4 separate regions of the Mus musculus genome follow, and all the other regions are linked to region 1. The links are chromatin contacts, found by Hi-C or POLR2A ChIA-PET in ENCODE. All regions are on one chromosome and are shown on one strand. Each heading gives the region's core, a stretch centred on a gene start or an enhancer-like site at or near the end of the contact. The rest is flanking DNA. Distances are from core to core; before and after follow the strand shown. Region 1 holds the start of Smc3 (structural maintenance of chromosomes 3). Region 2 holds the start of Smndc1 (survival motor neuron domain containing 1). Region 3 holds the start of 4833407H14Rik (RIKEN cDNA 4833407H14 gene). Region 4 has its middle 31 kb from the start of Smndc1.

What was found. Hi-C counts contacts between places; a loop is a spot of excess contacts on that map. ChIA-PET counts read pairs that join two places held with the same protein, here RNA polymerase II (POLR2A).
Region 2: POLR2A ChIA-PET joins it to region 1 with 37 read pairs in embryonic stem cell. The contact joins the promoter of Smndc1 here to the promoter of Smc3 in region 1. A Hi-C loop is called at or near these places in 5 of 37 maps with a recorded cell type or tissue (CH12.LX, CH12F3, T-helper 17 cell and 2 more). POLR2A ChIA-PET finds 5 or more read pairs at or near these places in 5 of 5 experiments (Patski and embryonic stem cell).
Region 3: POLR2A ChIA-PET joins it to region 1 with 22 read pairs in embryonic stem cell. The contact joins the promoter of 4833407H14Rik here to the promoter of Smc3 in region 1. POLR2A ChIA-PET finds 5 or more read pairs at or near these places in 4 of 5 experiments (Patski and embryonic stem cell).
Region 4: POLR2A ChIA-PET joins it to region 1 with 33 read pairs in embryonic stem cell. The contact joins the enhancer-like site here to the promoter of Smc3 in region 1. A Hi-C loop is called at or near these places in 1 of 37 maps with a recorded cell type or tissue (v-Abl transformed pro-B cells). POLR2A ChIA-PET finds 5 or more read pairs at or near these places in 5 of 5 experiments (Patski and embryonic stem cell).

What each region holds. Positions count from the first base shown.
Region 1 is chr19:53,599,055-53,602,003 of GRCm38, reverse strand. It overlaps Smc3 (structural maintenance of chromosomes 3), which reads right to left and starts at 1,608. Exons shown (of 29, transcript NM_007790.3): 1 at 1,450-1,608; 2 at 446-521. The coding sequence starts at 1,464.
Region 2 is chr19:53,389,025-53,391,922 of GRCm38, reverse strand. Smndc1 (survival motor neuron domain containing 1) reads left to right here and starts at 1,289. Exons shown (of 6, transcript NM_172429.3): 1 at 1,289-1,507; 2 at 2,501-2,620. The coding sequence starts at 2,501.
Region 3 is chr19:53,459,325-53,462,439 of GRCm38, reverse strand. 4833407H14Rik (RIKEN cDNA 4833407H14 gene) reads right to left here and starts at 1,818. Exons shown (of 2, transcript NR_167900.1): 1 at 1,621-1,818; 2 at 1-724. All of the region lies in intron 2 of Mirt1 (myocardial infarction associated transcript 1), which reads left to right.
Region 4 is chr19:53,420,069-53,422,832 of GRCm38, reverse strand. No RefSeq gene overlaps it. Among named protein-coding and RNA genes, the nearest start is that of Smndc1, 31 kb to the right of the region's middle. Within about 2 kb of position 1,334, at least 2 of the 3 ENCODE cell types and tissues checked have a DNase peak (open chromatin) inside an H3K27ac peak, as active enhancers do.

The DNA of each region.
Region 1 (2,949 bases), core at 359-2,858:
CGTCTCTCATAAAAACTCACACTCACAAAGAAATTGGCAAGGGAAAAAGACCACAATCTGCAAATAAGCCATCCTTCAAAGAAAGTAACAGTGATGGACTAAGAACAAAACAGGCGACACCCTCTCATGTAAAAGGTTCTGAAATGAAGACACATCATCAACATCCTACACACACACACACACACACACACACACACACACACACACACGCTAGGCAAACATTCCACTACTTAACTTACACCACTGGGCTCCAAAATGATTTATCCGTCTGAGTTACACAAAAATTTTATTTTTATAAAATAAGCAATTCATCGGTGCAGACACGAAACAGGTAATCCCATGGAGGAATATTAACATTCAAAGACAACTCCCGTCTCCCCTGGCCTGTCACGTCTATCGGTAGCAATTCTAAGTCTAACATGGTAAACCAAGAACACTTACTTACCGATGACATTATGTTTGGAGCTGAAGGGATCTACAATTGTTTGGTCTCGGTAACTTCGGAAGCCCTGGATGATCACCTATTAAAGAAGAGACAACCCTTGAGAACACAGAAAGCACTTCTAGGGCAACATTCTTTCCTTCTCCGTCTCTTGCTTCTCACGCAAGGCAAGACAGAAACGGTCCACTCGGCGGAGACCATTGCGATCGGGAGCAAGCAAGTTAAAGATTCGCTAAACCCCTTCCGACATGGCCTGCAACCCTTGCTGGTGCAGGGCTGCTCTGGGAGAAGCTCTCCAAACCCAGCGGCTTCGACCCCGAGCTCTGCACGACAGTAAAGGTCCAGACAGCAGGCAGGCGAGCGGGCGGGCGAGCGAGCTGGTCGCAGCTTGCCAGCCTGCGAGCCCAGTGAGAGGGCATCCTTCAGTCAAACCACTGGCCAGCCCCAATGAGTCCATTGAGAAAAAGAAATAAGATAATAAAAATTAAGTGAAAAGGGGATAGATAGGATCGCAACGCTCCGAGCCTGACCCGTCCAATAGAAAAACGTCGCCCAGCGCGTGTCCCGGGGGCTCGGCGCTCGCGCGCGGGAAGAGCATTTTGACAGAAGTAAACAACCGAGTGAGCAGGCGCGACGCGACCTGCTGCGAGGGTCCGCCCTGCTGGGGCAAAGCCTGAGGCAAGGCGGAGAGAGCCTGCAGCCCAGCCCGGGGCCTCGCGAAGGCGGTCCATGCACCGCCATGCCTGCCTGCAGAACGACGCGGCCTCCCAGCAGCTCGCAGCAGCCCGCGGCGCCCGAGGAAGCCGGGCCTCCGCCTGCAGCCCGCCGCGCCCGGTCCCGCTCGGCTCCGCTCGGCTCCACGCACCGCGCCCCGGGGGAAAGCGCCGACTGCAGCCCGGCGCTCGGCTCGTCAGGGCCCCGCTCCTCCCCGCCCCCCCAAGCCCAGGCCGGCCCTAACCCACCCGCGGCGCGCTCCGGGACACCCCGCCGCCTCTCACGGCCCTTACCTGCTTGATGTACATGGCTCCGCGCCCCTCGGCAGGGGGAAGGCGTCGCCTCAGCACCGCAGCAGCGCGGCCGCAGGCTCGGAAGACGAGCAAGACAGCCCCCTCCTCACAGCGCTCCGCTCGCTCCCGCTCGCTCCCCCTGTGGCCAAACAAAATGGCGGCGGCCGCGGAGGCGGGGCCCGCGCGTCGGGCGGAACCACGATGGAAGCGATGCGGATCGCAGGGGGAGTCTGGGCCGGTTCCACTCTGTCGCGTAGGAAAGGCCCCTCTCCCGCGGCCCTCTTAGACGGACCTGATCTGAGAAAAGGATTTTCTTATCCTCTTGTTTTGCTGAGAATCACTTGGGAGTCCGACTCGGAGGAGCCCCGCTCCAGAGGCCGGCAGGAACTACCTCCGGACGCACGGACTATGGTCGCGCCCGTGAGGGGCGGGGCCTGCTCGGCGCCAAAGCCTGGAGTGAGACGAGCGGAGCCAATCGCCGAGCGCGCCGGAGGTCACGTGGTCGCCGGGCCGCTTAAAAAGGACGTGGCCTGTCAGCCTAGCGCCCGACTTGAATGTAGGTCTCATTGTGACTGCCTGGGGTTCTGAGCTCAGAACCTCCGCGCTTCCATTATTCTCTTTATTAGCTCAGAGCGCCTCCTGCTGGTTCCGAGCCTCCTGACGGCTCTGAGAGAACTGGAGGACGCTAGGACATTTGAAGGGATTGATTTAGGGAGGTTGTCTTTAGTTTTCCAAGCCCCGATTTCACCTTGTAGCTAAGGATGACTTTAAACTCCTTATAGAAAGACCTGTACAATTGCCACAAATAAATTTCTTGAAATAGGTAAATTAAAAAAAAAAGAAAAAAGAAAAAAAAAAAAAAAAAGGAGCCGGGGTGGTGGTGCACGCCTTTAATCCCAGCACTCGGGAGGCAGAGGCAGGCGGATTTCTGAGTTCGAGGCCAGCCTGGTCTACAAAGTGAGTTCCAGGACAGCCAGGGCTACACAGAGAAACCCTGTCTCGAAAAGAAAGTAAGAGAGAGAAAGAAAAGAAATAGGTAGGTACTAGGGTCAGTCCCTAAATGTATAGGATTTTTTTTAGCCCTGGCTTTCCTAGAATTCGCTCTGTAGACCAGGCAGGCCTCAAACTCAGGATCTGCCTGCCTCTGCCTCCCCAGTGCTGGGATTAAAGGCTTATGCCATCACTGCCCGGCTAAATGTATACAATCAGTGTAGGGAGTAGAGTTCTGGGCAACTCTAAAATTGCCTACTGGGAAATAAACAAACAAACCTGGACGACCTAATAAGGTCCTGGTCACCATTCCTGCTTCCTGAGGCAGTTCTCACCCTCAACATGTCTACGAGGAAGGGCAAATCTTGTGCCCTACTGGGAATCCTTTATCTGAAACTCTGGCCAAATTCCACCCAAAGTTTGAGGGAAAAAAAAAAAAAAAAGAAAAAGTATTAAAAGAGAAAGAAAAGAAAGAAAGAAATTTAATTTAAAATTTCATTTTGGGAGTTA
Region 2 (2,898 bases), core at 40-2,539, 210 kb after region 1:
GCCCAAGCTCGAGCTTGAACAAAAGAACCTAGTTCAATTGCATCAGAATCAGCTCCCTGGTGGTTTTTTTTTTGGGGGGGGGCTCATGAACATTTCCTGGCACAACAGAGACTACACACAGGCACCACCATACCCATCTTTTTAATCTTCTAATCCAAAACAGTCCTTACTCCTTTTAATAGCATTGCTTCCTTCTTTGTTGCTGTGATAAAACACCATGACCAAGGCAGCTTAACGATTTTATTTTAGCTTATGGCTCCGGAGTGAGTCTATAATGGCCGGGCAGGGGCAGCAGCAGGCCAAGGACATGATGGCTGAAGTATTTTGTTGTGAGCCGGCATCAAACTGCACATACAGCGCCGAGAGCTCAAATTTAAGTGGTGTGTGTGTCTTTAACCTCTCCAATCTGCACAAGGCAGGGAACACCTCTAAACTACTCCAAATGGCCAAGACGAAGGGAGGTATTTCTCATTAAAATTACATTACTCTTGAATTATTTAAGTCAAAAAAAAATCGCACATTCTGGATGGGTGTTTCTTTCCTCACGGACATTCAACACGTTATGCTTATTATTTCCTTTAAACTCAAAAGGGCTTTGATTATACTTCCTCAGAGGTGACAGTCACTTCATGTTGACTGTCACTCGGTCATAAACATGCATAAAGTAAGGTTGTCTCACAACTAGTGATGCTGAAGTTGATCGCTGGGTGAGCGATTGCCAGCTTTGACTCTAAACATCCTACCTTTCTCTATTTTCTTACATCACATGGCTTTTACCTACCATGGGTGATGCCTAAGCACCTCAAATGGTCACCGTTCCACTTCTATCACTCTATCTTTATTGGCTATATTTATTTTCTAAACAACAAAAAACTTCCCTTCTCTTGACTTCAAGGTCTCGCTCTGTAGCCTTGGCTGGCCTGGAACTCGCTATGCGGGCTCAGACTCAGATCCGCCGCCGCCATCTGCCTCCCTGTGGGACACAAGGCACCCGCCATCACTCCCAGCCCGTTCCCGGTACTAAATCTCATCAGGGCTGGGCAGAAAGGCTCGCGAGTTTACGCCGCAGGGAACCGGAGGACAACACCCACCACAGAGAACCACTCGCTGCCGCTCCCAGCACGAGGCGGAACTGACGTAAAACGAACATGCCCTCTGCCCCCGGCGCGGCCCAGACACGTCACTTCCTGCCCATCAGACCACACCCGCTCCGCCTTCCGAGGCTGCAATCGCAGGCTGCTGAGAGGGCGGCGAGGGTCATGTGACCCGGGCGCCATCTTTTCCACGAGAGTCCGTAGGTCTCGCGAGATCTCGCTCGCCTTGTCTCTCTCTCCTCCTGCCCGAGGCCGGCTTCTCTCCCCTCCCCCTCGCTGGCGGACTTTCTCCTTTTCCGACCGAGGCTCGTCGCGGCGGAAAATCTTTCCCGGCTGCAGCCGCCCCTGACGCCGCTCGCCTCGCCTCGCCTCCCCGACCCCTGCCCGCCGTCCCGACCCCAGCCCCACCCAAGGTAACGAGCCCCTGAGGGAGAGTCAGGCCTCCTCGGGCCTCGGGCTGGAGTGGAGGTGGAGGCGGAGGCCGGAAGCGAGGGCGCCGGCGTCAGAGCTGGGCCCGGCCAGGGCAGTGTGGGGAGGCAGCGGCTCTCGCACCCCCCAGTGGACGGCCCCGGCCTGCGTGGGGGCTTCCGGGACGAGGCGGCGAACGTGGCCGTCTGGGGGAAGCCTCTGTGAGGGTGCGGGGCTCGGCGGTTTCCATGGACGCGGAGGTCTGCGTTCCCTGGTGGGAGATGGTGGACCGGGGCTCCAGCGGGCTCGGGGAAGCCCGCGCGCGGACGGGAAGACTCGGCCGGGGTTCCAGGCTTCCGGTGGGCCGGAATGTCCCGGAGGTGTCCCCCGAGGACCCGTATGTTTGCCCCGCGGCCGCCCAGAGGGGCTTCTGGACCCCTGGCGACGCCGAGCTGCGTTGGGCGAGAGGCGGGTTTCTAGGATGACCTCCGTGTGAAGGAAGAGTGAGCGCTCCGAGCGGTTCCCTCCACCGGAGAGAAAGGCGAGGAAACGCCGAAGGTGTAGTTAACCGAAAACCGCTTCCTCTGACTGGGGGGAAGAACCCGTCCGTGCGAATTTTAATTTCTCTTGATTTTTGACTTTCTCAGCTTTTGAAAAGTATGTCGCAGTCTTTATTGACATACACTGTCTTCCTATGATATATGATACTTAAAGAAGAAGCAGGGTTTTTTTTTTTTTTTCTTTTTTAATAGCATGATTTTTCCGGGGGAACTCTTTCTGTGTAGAATTGACCAGCCGTATCTGCAGTCTTTAGAATTTAATTGCCTTGAAGTTTGTGGATTAGTTAAATATGAATAAAGTTAAAATGGTGATGAACGGAACTTGAATTTTGTAGCAAGAGTGATTTAAATTAGACAGGTCAGAGGAAGTTTTTTTTTTGTTGTTGTTTTTTTGTAATTTGATATTTGACTTGCCTTATGGGCCTTTATTTTCCTCAGATGTCAGAGGATCTAGCAAAACAGTTGGCTAGCTACAAAGCTCAACTCCAGCAAGTAGAAGCTGCCCTTTCTGGAAATGGAGAAAATGAAGATCTATTGAAACTGAAGAAGGATTTGCAAGTAAGTACAGGTGGACACTTGGAGTTGAGGTTGTTTGAGAAGAGGATTTGTCTTTTTCAAAGTATGCATTCAAGACTCGTAGGCACGCAAAGCATCTGAGGAAGGCGCTCCCACGTGTATATGCTTGTTTGTACACAGGTACTGAGGCTTCTCACATTAGCTCCTCTTGGTGTACATCAGAAGGAACAAAACACTCGGTTTTGTAAATCCTGTGTGTACTTACAGGATTTCATGAGAAGAGGCGTTGCAACGGAATAAGCTTTTGTTTTAAAAGACTT
Region 3 (3,115 bases), core at 569-3,068, 140 kb after region 1:
ACAATGCTCTGAGATAGGCAGGTGTTTGTTTGGTGAGGTCACAGGGCCAGAAATGTGGAGCAGTGAGCTGAGAACATATTCCTATAAGGTCTACGAGGTCAGGGCTGGGTCAGGCTTCCGTCAGCAGCAAAGTTAGACAGTGGTTGGGCTAGACTTGTTCCAAGGCTTGAATGGTCCACAGTCCCCCACTAATATCCTGGAAATACTGCACCAGAGGGTGGAGGTCCTGGATCTGAGGCTGTATCCATGATGAATAGCTTGATCCTAGAGGCCTCTTCTCCACTCTTCACAGAGTTCCGTCCCAGAGAATGTTCCCTGGAGTCCCTCATGGTCACCTATGTTCCTTTAGGTTTTATTTAGTTTCAAATTGAGTATGCGTCCAGATTCGATGGACAACGTCTAAGTATACTACTATAAATGGTGACAACCATAATAATGCATATGCTTTCAAATGCAGGTAGCGAATGACTAGATAGTCATAGATCTCATGTTACCCTGCTCCAGGGCCCTCGGAGGCTGTCCCTCCATTTTAGTCTCTTTCTGACGTCCTTGCTCAAGGGGCTTTCGGGACAGGGGTACGCAGAGTTCCCTCTTGCTGAGTCAGCGCTTGTGGTGCAGACCGCCTGTAAGCACAGGTAACCATTTCCTCTCTGGATTCCTTCTTTTCTTCCAAATATGGTTGAAGGCCCGTTGTGGGAGGCTCTAAGCACTGCTTGATTTAGACCTGGAAAAAAAAAAAAAACAAAAAACCAAAGAATTTATGTTTGGCTGGTCGCCTGGCATTCTACAGTTTGAAGAAAAAAAAAATGCTTACTGGGTAAAGGGACTGGACTCTCCACTTTCCTAGGCAAATAATTTAGGGTGTGTGTTGGGGGTCAGGGGAGTGCACAAACAGCCCGGGCTGTGTCACCCTGTGGTTCTGGTTTGTGGCTAACCTTGTTACAGATTACAGTCAGAACTCAGAGTTCATCTAGGTGGCGTCTGTGGACATGGGCGTTCTCAATTTTCATTCCTCTGCTTGGGGCAGTGAGAAATGAAGATTATACCCAGGAAGGAACATGAGCCCCAGGGATTTTCCTCTGCTCTTCACCCCTCCTTCCCCTACCCTCAGCCCTCACATCAGGGGTAAGCCCCAGTAGCTATACTCTGAGGCCTGGCTCTGTCAGAACACACTAGAAACTGAGCCGTCTACCTTCCCAGAACACCTAGAGACTCTGAGCTGGCTGTTGGAACACCCTGCTTCAGTACACAATACAGACCAATAGGAAATGCAGGCCAAGGAAAGGGGCTGAGCAGCGAGGCGGGAATGACGAGAATGTGGGCCTGAATCACCTGCTCAGGACCCTGCGCAGGAAGGAAAAGGGTGTAGAAGTGTGGAAGGATAAGTGAGGTCAGGTCAAGGTATGCAAAAGGCTTCTTAGCTCATCCTCGGCCAGGGGCCAATAAAAAAAAATCAATCAATAAACAAACAGCAAACAGCAATCAACCAATATACAAACAGCAACTTGATCAGTGGTCTCTCCTCTCTTCCCGGCCACCCTCCCCATCAGCACCACAAGAACAGGTTCGGAAAATTAAGCGGGCGCGGAGGCCGTTCTTGGCTGAGCTTAGTGTGGGTACCATCTTTCCTGAGACACGGAATGTCGCGCGCGGTTCTTGGAATCACTCTGCACTGCAGGTCGGGAGGGTGTCAGCGTCTGCTGTTGGGTCCTGTTTTCTTGCCCTGTGTGTTTGTTTGTTTGCTTGTTTGTTTAACTCTCCTCTCTTCAGTCCTCACTAACTCATATACAGCCTGAATCCCGAACGAGTACAAAACACAAATCCTAGGCAGCCCAGGGTGTCTATTTTACAAGTTAATTTGCATATGAGTAGGCAGGCTTCTGAGGAGGAAGTTTGGTGAAAGGGCAGGGCTGACGTGGGAGGGAAGGGCAGGTTCCAACTCTTATTCTCAAGAACACCTTATTGTTTGTTTGTTTGAATAATGCCACAACAGACTCTATTGGCCATGAAACTGAAGTCCAAGGGGTGTGGCTAGTTTCTGAGGAAGCTCCATCGGAGAATCTGAACATCATTGTCACTGATCCCTGTTGATCCCTGTAGCCTTTTATGTCAGCTCTTCCCGGTAACCAGAGCTCTGTGTCAGGCCGGTTCCACCCCACGGTGGCAAGATGCCTGCGGAAGGTGAAGGCTTCACACCTGTTTGACAGGATAATGGTCTAATTTACTTTTATAAGATAACTCAGTGTTCTGGAGCTGTTTGGCTGAACTGGCTCTTCATCCCTTCAGCCTGTGGCTGTAGGCAAGTGGGCGGAGTCTCTGTTGTGATTTATAAAAAAGAAGGAAGGAAGGAAGGAAGGAAGGAAGGAAGGAAGGAAGGAAGGAAGGAAGGAAGGAAGGAGAGAGAAAGTGAGAGAGGGAGGGAGGAAGGAAGGAAGGAAGGAAGAAAGAAAGAAAGAAAGAAAGAAACAAAGAAACAAAGAAACAAAGAAACAAAGAAACAAAGAAACAAAGAAAAAGAGAGCAAGCAAGCCAGGGATATGTTTGGTAGAGATGAGGTATGGTGAGGTGGAAGGGGTGCCTCAGTGGGCCCATGCTGAGGCATCCCTTCCCCCTGAGGTACCAGCCGCAGGGCGGGTATAGTTTATTTAAGGCATAAGAAAGGGAGTTGGGAAGGGAGGAGAGAGAGAGGGAGAGGAAGAGGGAGAGAGAGGGAGGGAGGGAGGGAGAGAGAGAAGAGTAGAGGCTGGCCATGAACACGTGGAGAGAGGGGGGAGGGGAGGGACAGAGAGGGAAGAGGGTGAGAGAGTAAGAGAGCAAGAGAGTGAGGGGCAAGCAGCCCCTTTTATAGTGAGTCAGACACATCTGGCTGTTGCCAGGTAACTGTAAGGCGGAGCCTAGAAGACAAACTAACAGTCTCCTAATCTGCAGCAGTTTAATCATGGTGTGCGTGCTAGAAGGGAGTTGAGTCTTTTAATTCACTTGTGTAAACAGGGGCAGGCTGACATAAAATAGCCTCCTCCTCCACTCTATCACACAAGTGGCCCCTTCCTCTACTCCTCTTAGAGAAGGGGCTGCTAGGAAAAGCTGAGGGGCTTCTCCGGGGCTCTGGCTACCA
Region 4 (2,764 bases), core at 85-2,584, 180 kb after region 1:
TGGCTGTGTCAAGTTGACAGTTAAAGCTAACTGAGACATATGATTTTGGACTTTGACTACTGAAATAAATGACCTCTGCCCCTCATTTCTGAAATCTTAGACAGGCCTGAATGTAGCTGGGTGCTTGCTTCAACCTCTAAAGCACAGAGGAATGGCGAGTGGGGTCCTGCTCCTCAGAGCTGAGGTTCCATCCAGCAAGGGCACACATCCAAACTGGCCTCTCGGATTGTTCTCGGTCTTCTGCTGCTCTTTAACAGCCCATTGGATCTGGGACGGCATCTTGCCCCCGTTCCCACTCCCACTCCCAGCTAGCCTGCCCACTAGTGGTTGAGAGACTATCAGTCACGGTTCTAAGGATGGGTTTCTCCTGAGGACTGCAGGCACCAAGGCATAATTAAGGAACTCGAACAGGTCCTTCTGCCTTCTGGGCTCGCCTCCAAATAATGGCGCTGCGCAGAGAGTAGCCTGTTATTCACACGATCCCCCCCCCCCCCCCCCCGTTTAGGTGGAATATCTTCTTCTTCTTCTTCTTCTTCTTCTTCTTCTTCTTCTTCTTCTTCTTCTTCTTCTTCTTCTTCTTCTTCTTCTTCTTCTTCTTCTTCTTCTTCTTCTTCTTCTTCTTCTTCTTCTTCTTCTTCTTCTCCTCCTCCTCCTCCTCCTCCTCCTCCTTCTCCTCCTCCTCCTCCTCCTCCTCCTCCTCCTCCTCCTTCTCCTCTCCTCCTTCTCCTTCTCCTCTCCTTCTCCTTCTTCCTCTTCTTCTTTTTTGTAACCTGACACCCACATCTTCATGACTGCAGCTGTGTATAACTCTCACAAGGAGGGAACCCTGACCACCAAATTCTTCCTCCTTCCTCCTATTTCTCTCAGTGTTGGGATGGTAGAGGTGAGGTGAAAGATTTATGCCACAAAGAGGTACAAGCCATTTTCTCCTCCGAGGCTCCTGCTGGGGGTAAGGGGTGGGTGAGGAGCCCTGATACCAACAGCTATGGACTAGCCTCCTCTTAGCAGTCAGCTTCTCTGCTTTCCAGAGTCCCCAGCAGCTGGAGGTGGGGTCTGACCTTGGACATCAGGGAACAGCACGCGCAGGGGCTAAGTGACCTCAGTTCGGTAGATAGGTGTCTGCTCCTAGAAACTGCCTTATTCCCCCTCACTATGCTCCAGTTCCTTCCTCCCGGCCACCTCAGGTGAAAAGATCTGCATGAAATTCTTTTGCCTTTTCTTGCAGCCGCCAAGTCTTTAACTTTCTTGCACCAATCGCCTTTTCAGGAGGACAAGAAATGAGCTATGATAGGCTATTCAGGAAGTTGAAGACAGCTGATTGGTGCTAATGGGTGTGGGGCGGGCCCTGCCTCTGTCCCATTCTTTCTAGTTAATCATGAGAGAGGCTTTTAACAGAGTCCTACAACCTGGGTTGACTTGAGCCGTCCCTCACTGCCTGGCTGACTCGTCTCTGAGCGTCTTGATAGGGGCCCACCACATCCCTTCCCACCTTACTCAGCTGGTGACTCTGTCTTAGATCACTGCTCCGTGGCTTGAGCACTTTGTCTCTGCTCCGGAAGAGGTTTTGCTCTGTCATAGCTCTCCTCCTCCAGAGGCCAGTGCATCAAAAGAGAGTCAGCACCCTGTAAATAGTTGTGATCCTAGGTGAGTGGCAGGTGTCACACACGCGTGTGTTGCTTGCCGTGACGAAAATGCAATGCGCAAGCAGAAAGCAACAATTGGTTCTTTGTTACAGCATTCCACGCTGGGTTCCATCCAGCATGGCTCCATACCTTTGCGGGGGGAGGAGGGGGAGTAACTAATGACTGCCTCGGATTCCTAAGGGTGAAAGGCTTAGAGGCACTGGGGGGCGGGGTGGCGGCGGGGGAGGGCGGCTAATGCAACCCAGTGTGAAACTCTGCCTCTGTCTGCTATGCTCTCCTTCTGTGAACTCCAGTACTTGATCTCTTGGTATCCCTAGTTTCCTCATGACTAAAATGGGACTGATCATAGTATTAAATAATCTTATGCGTAAAGCATTTACAATGTTGGCTAGCACACAGTAAGCACCGTACAAATTTGCTATTATGAGCACTAAGTGTCACTCTGAAGAGTTCCGTTCTTTTGTAACTAGGAAATGTGATTCTTTTTCCTTAGTTTTCCAAAAGAAGAAAAAACAAAAGAAAGGAAGGAAGGAAGAAAGAAAGAAAGATAGATAGATTTTATTTTATTTATATGGCTGGGCGTGGTGGTACACACTTTTAATCCCAGCACTTGGGAGAGACAAAGACAAGTGGGTTTCTGTGAGTTTGAGGCCAGCCTGGTCTACATAGTGAGTTCCAGAACAGCCAGAGTGAGACCCCCAACTTTAAAATGTGTGTGTGGCCGGGTGTGGTGGCGCACGCCTTTAATCCCAGCACTCGGGAGGCAGAGGCAGGCGGATTTCTGAGTTCGAGGCCAGCCTGGTCTACAAAGTGAGTTCCAGGACAGCCAAGACTACACAGAGAAGCCCTCCCTGTCTTGAAAAACAAAAACAAAAAACAAACAAAAAAGAATAAAATGCGTGTGTGTGTGTGTGTGTGCACATATGCATGTGTGTGTGTGTGTGTGTGTGTGTGTGTGTGTGTGTGTGTGCACATATGCATGTGTGTGTGTGTGTGTGTGTGTGTGTGTGCACATATGCATGTGTGTATGGCTGCGGAGACTAGAGATGTTGAGTTTTCCTGGAGCTGGAGTTACAGGCAGTTATGAACTGCCTGACATGAAGCCAGGCCCAATTTTCTTT